Regions from separate parts of the Homo sapiens genome. Here region 1 is linked to region 2. A link is an interaction called in ENCODE POLR2A ChIA-PET data of the cell type or tissue named here. Cell type or tissue: A673. All regions are shown on one strand. Links, peaks and the distances in the headings refer to the core of each region. The heading gives the core; the rest is flanking DNA. Region 1 overlaps LOC124902924 (a long non-coding RNA gene). Region 2 overlaps SLC38A4 (solute carrier family 38 member 4).

Region 1 (2,926 bases), core at 231-2,730, 170 kb after region 2:
TGACAGAGGAGGTGACAGCAATGTACCAGCCCAAACACTATCCTTGTTTTTGCAATGGATATATCTGGTGCCATAAAATATTTAGTTCATCCAGTAACACACCTTGTTCTGAGTTCATGCTTTCCAGATGATGTTGAGTTGACTTTTTGACTTCCTCCTAGGCCTATCTCCAGGGAGCAATGTATTAGTTACATGGATGTAGCCCAGAGGGAATTTTTGGAAATTTGGAGAACTGCATTCTAGAGACTCAAAACTGTGACTGCTGAGTGGACCATCTATGGGCAAGAGCAGAATCACTGAATACTGGAGGAGGGTTGCAAGGTGGCCTGGTTTCTGTGGCAGTGATCTGGTAGGTTCTGCTGAGGAAAACTGGATGGTGTCTGGCATGTCTTCAGTAAGTAATAAATGCTAGCAAGCACTTTTGTTATTGGATTATGGCTGGAATTGTCATCTAAAGGGAGAAACGTTAAGTTTTCTTTAAAATATTATTATGTTAGTTTCCTAAGGCTGCCATACCAACCACTAACTAGATAAGTTAAAGCAAAAGAAATTTATTCTCACTGTTTTGGAGGCTACAAGTCTGAAAGGAAGATGTCAGCAGGGCGGGTGCCTTTCGGGGGCTCTGGGGGAGAATCTGTTTCATGTCTGTGTCCTGGCTTCTGGTGAACATAGGCAATGCTTGGTGTTCCTTGGCTTGTAGATGCATCACTCCAGTCTCTGCCTCCAGCTTCACGTGGCCTTCTGCTTGTGTATCTCTGTGGCTTCACATGGCTGTCTTCTCATAGAAACACCAGTCATATGGAATTAGGGGTCTACCCCACTCCACTATGACCTCATCTTAACTTATTACATCTGCAAGGACCCTATTCCCACATAAGGTCACATTCTGAGGTATTATAGGTTAGGATTTCAACATATTTTTGGGAGGACACACAATTCAACTCATATTGGACTTTATGACTCTATGAAATTACTCAAGAGAATAGCTTCATAATGCATGAGAAATAAAAATTGGGGTGATTCAAGACATTACAAACTTTATAGTTAATGTTTGTTCAAATTAACTTAAAGGAGGGGGTGGGACCCAGAGAAGGAAGGGGCTCAAGAGAGCTCATAGCTTATTTCTACAAAATAAAGAATTTCCTTGCTGTCTGTGAGCACTTGGCAACTTTAGGTTGAGGACTGTGCTCTGAATTGTCTTCTCATCTCACATCCCTGCCTAACTGTACACTTACATTTTGTCATACAATCCATCTCCACACATTTTCTTCCTTCACCTTTACCCCCACAATCCCTCCAATCCTGCCTGGAGGCTAAAGCAAATGAAATATATCTACTGTTCTGTACATTTAGCTAATAAAAGAACACTGAGTCTCCACATTCAAATTTCCTTGCAATGTTAGATTGCTTGCTCTAGTTTAGCCTATTAACTATGGGCAAAATACCTTGAATATATTTTATTTCTCTATTTTGTGACATTAACATTTGACTTTCAGCTAATCATTTAAATGTGTGGCACCGGAAAACACATCTTCATAATTGCCTCCTTATTTACATTCCTCAGGGCTGAAGCATGGCAATTTGAATGGATGCAGTTTAAGAATTAATATAGATAGACAAAAATGACAGAGGATTGTAAAGAGGCCCCATGGTTTTGGGAGCTATTCCCTGGCAATCCCTTGTGTTTGATTATAAAAAAAAAAAAAATAAAGGCAGATGTTGAGTGCTGTAGGCTATTCTGCATTTATGGAATTTTCCACTAGGTAATAAGCATTCAGGTCACATACACAGTGAGATTTTCTGCAGTGACAGTACAGATAATAAGGCTGTGCAACTTGGTGACAATTTGCTCCATTTAAGCAAACCATCAACTGGTGCATTTTTACAGCAATTGTCTCAGAAGCATGAGAGATGCTTTTGTGTGCATGTTTTAAATATGGATTCATTAGCACCCAAAGAACAATAGGATGCATTCTGAAATGCATCTTAATGAGAAATAAGCATTGATAGGTCTTCTGAGTTCATGTTTCTATACCACTTTTAAGCCATTAATTAATTAATGGTATTTCTTTGGTCAAATTTAGAAGTAAATAAACCTCTTCCCATTTTTCCTCTTTTTTTTTGAGATGGAATTTCACTCTGTGGCCCATGCTGGAGTGCAGTGGCACAATCTTGGCTCACTGCAACCTCCGCCTCCCAGGTTCAAGCAATTCTCCTGCCTCAGCCTCCCAAGTAGCTGGGATTACAAGCATGCACCACCACGCCCAGCTAATTTTTTTGTATTTTTAGTAGAGACAGGGTTTCACCATATTGGCCAGGCTGGTGTCGAACTCCTGACCTTGTGATCTGCCCACCTCAGCCTCCCAAAGTGCTGGGATTACAGGCATGAACCACCGCATCCAGCCCCTCTTCCCATTTTCTAGGAGTGGCTTTCCCAGAGCCAGATAACATAGTTTAAATATCCATTATTTCTACCAACTATTATTGGGTTAGTACAGAAGGTTTAGCATCTCCAACCCATTAAATGAGAAGATGAGAAAGAAAGGGATTATTAAAGCAATCCATTTTTATTTTTTAGTTCGGTGTATAATCTAGAGTCAAGATGAATGATTGTGTACTGTCCATTAATATCTGTGCTTACCACTCCTAGTTGCTAACCATCAATGTCATCTAACCTTTTGTGGCATATCTGTTGGACTTTTAAGTCTTTCTAAAAGATAATCTCCTTGGTATGCAATGTTGCGCTCGTAGAAGTATTCTTTTTCAACCCACTGCATATCAGCAAATCTGCCTTGGGGCTACATGAACATATGGGAACTGGCACAAAAATGCCTGGACTGGTGCAGCAGGAAGTCAGCCACTGCAGGGAAAGGATGGACATAACACTGAAGCTATCAAGCATATTAAAAGTTTCTTGCAATAAACA
Region 2 (2,926 bases), core at 100-2,599:
CCTTAAAACCATGGCTTGAAAACACTATATGAATATGAATAAAGCAATACAGAAGCACATCACAGATTTCTTATGCTTTGATTCTACAATGATGTGAATGCTTACACTGTGCCAAAATTTAGTGAGTGATTTTTTTACACATAAAAAGAAGGGCTCCAGATATCCTTTTCTCAGTGAAGTTGTTTGCCTGGCAATTTTACCCTATCGTATACCTTCTGTTTATAGTTGTCTTCTGTCTTGTACCCAAGACGGAGCTGATTTTAGGCTAAAGCTATGTGTATGTCATCTGAAATACTTTCAGATATATTAGAGGCAAGACATGATTTAAGAGTAAAATATTAGCCACCATAGTAGTACGGATCTGATTTCATGCACTCATGAAAAAGGAATGTGCCAAAATATATTTCAGCACACAAGCTGCATTTAAAGTGACCACAGTGTCATTATAGAAATAGTCTTCATATGCAAGCCCTGTATGGAACATTATGTCCAGGACAGTGCTGGTTACTGTGTCACTTATTTTTTTCCCCCTCAAATGAATGAGTAAATTCAGTGTTTATGAAACAGGAGCTGGCAGGAGGGTGAAGACCTGTGTTTATCCTTAGGTGGTGGTTTTAACTCACACAGCCCAAATCTTCACTACCAGCTCTGCTCTGGGATCTCAGAACAAACTGACACCAATGACAAATGCCAGGGAGGGGTGACCTGGTGTGAGTCTGGCAGAGGCCATGTGTGAGAGAGATATGTGATAGATAGCATAACTGTTTTTTGAAAAATTTTTTTCTGGTATATAATTTACTTAACATGAATCCCCTTTTCATTAGCCTTCAAGGCATCAGGTTAAAAAAGGCAACTTTTGTATATTATTGCAGCACAACAAACTGGAAAAAAAATGAAATGCCTTCAAAACTGTGATGAAATTTAATAAGATTTGAAAGTTAATATGGTTTTGGCTTTCAAGGTTCCAAAGTTATATGAACTCCTACTCAGTTTTACTAATCCACAAGACAGAAGCTCCAGCTCCACTTTTCAACTTTGAGTTTAAAAATAAGTTTTATGATTTTTTTCCTACACTATAAAAATACCACCTGAAACTACTTGCTCTATCTACACATTAAATGGCCAATTTTAAGTGACTCAAAATGCTATAGGAAAATAATATCCTCAGGCATTGCAATTGCAAACTCACCCTATAATTAAATCAAAATGAAGGTAGAACACATGTACTAATTTATGGGGTCAAGTAGGTTTCTTTCATCAAAGTCTTATGTACTTACTGGGAAGAGGACAATGGGCACAGTTAGTGTTACTGCCACAAGGACTGCCAGGCGAACCATGAGAAGAGGGATGTCTAATGTATACACTTTGCTGTAGGCATGAAGTAATTCATCTTCAACTTCTCCTACAACAGGAAAAAGAGAATGAAACCGCTTGGTGTTGTCAAATCAGCACAGGTCACTTATGGCAACATTTTATAGAGAGAACACAGAACAGAGGAAAAGACCTAGGCCTGGGAATCCAGGCACCTCTGGTCTTGCCTCTGAGCTCATTAGCTATGCAACCTTCATTCAAATGAACAAAGAGGTCCTGAAGCTGATAACGTTGCAGAAGGTATAATACAAAATAAAGAGCCTCTCAAGCTCATTTACATTGTGATAAATCTATCTCCGCTGTACAGAAGCAATTACAAATCAGACAGAGACCAAGGTGCTCTTGTTGAAGGGGATGAGAGACCCAAGCCCCACATATTGTCTCTCCCAGCCTACCACCTCCCCTGTCCCTACCTGCGCAGCCACTCCTGATGCAGGTTACAAACCCAGTGTGTAAACTCTAGGATGAATGATTGCTACCATTTTTTCAAGCTCAACAACTATGACTCCATCACCACACTAAAACAGATATTTTTGGGCTCTTTCAAGTTTTTGCTTGTCTTATGAAACTCATTAAAATAAGTATAAGTAACATGCAGGGATAAATTAGTATAATTTTTAGATGGTCTCCCAGTGGGTACTACTCTAAGACGAAGATGCAGCCCTACTTGAAAACACCTTCATTCAGGACTCCAAGCACAAATAACAAGAAAATATCTATGGAATCAAGCGTAGTTGGATTTTCACCTCAAGATCAGACAAAAAGGAGTGAAAATACCTTCAGTAGTATTGACCTCGTCATTCATTATTTCACAACCGGCAAAAAGTTAATGCCCAATCTAAAGCACATGTTTGGTTAATAGTCAAATATTAGTCAAATAGAAAAAAAACCTAAGCAAATGGTGGCCTACTCCTGAATCTTTTCCTCCACAATTTGTCATACATGCAATTCAATTTACCAAGTCAGTAAGAAAAAAATTAAGTTAAAAACTTTAAAAGGAGGTTTATACAAAAATATATTTATATTGATACACTGATTCATGTAAACATATGCTACCAGGTCAATATGTGATTCCATGAAATCTGTTTATGTGGCCACACTTCATGGAAGGAGTACAATCCTACTCCCTTTGTGAACTGTTAAGATGCCAGAGAGGAAATGTTGCAGGCATAATCTAATGTGGCCATAGTCACTTTTTTTTGGTGGTGCATTCTTAGATTGAAGGAAATTCTGTCATGTCCTCTTTCTTAGGAAATCATTTAGTATAACAAAATAGAATGGGATATGTCAGAAATTTTACCTAAAGTCCCAAGCTCCCAGATTTGACTTGACTGGTAAAGAGGAGGCAAATTCAAACTTGAGGACCTGGCAGTTTCCCTGCTATTTGTGTGGCAGGTAATAATTCCATCAAAGGAGCTTTATCACATGCAAGTGGATTCATTCTCATCACTTGTAGCCTGAGTTGGACTATGGAGTCTAGCCAGAGAAATATCATCTATCCCTAGAGGAAAATAATTTTGTTTGAGGGATATTTTTTATAAAATAGGTGTTAATT

The links. Peaks named below come from ENCODE experiments on the same cell type or tissue, not always from the same donor. Only the 100,000 strongest peaks of a DNase experiment are listed, where the experiment ranks them.
Region 1: POLR2A ChIA-PET joins it to region 2 with 9 read pairs; 2 of 35 experiments call an interaction of 5 or more read pairs at or near these places.

The regions. Positions count from the first base shown.
Region 1 is chr12:46,947,517-46,950,442 of GRCh38, forward strand. It overlaps LOC124902924 (a long non-coding RNA gene), which reads left to right. Exons shown (of 2, transcript XR_007063285.1): 2 at 162-1,712. Among named protein-coding and RNA genes, the nearest start is that of SLC38A4, 120 kb to the left of the region's middle. In A673, for the core only: no CTCF peak of the experiment used is centred there; a DNase peak (open chromatin) is centred at 1,675; H3K27ac peaks cover 2,500 bases.
Region 2 is chr12:46,773,772-46,776,697 of GRCh38, forward strand. SLC38A4 (solute carrier family 38 member 4) reads right to left here. Exons shown (of 17, transcript NM_018018.5): 14 at 1,278-1,402. Among named protein-coding and RNA genes, the nearest start is that of SLC38A4, 51 kb to the right of the region's middle. In A673, for the core only: no CTCF peak of the experiment used is centred there; no DNase peak of the experiment used is centred there.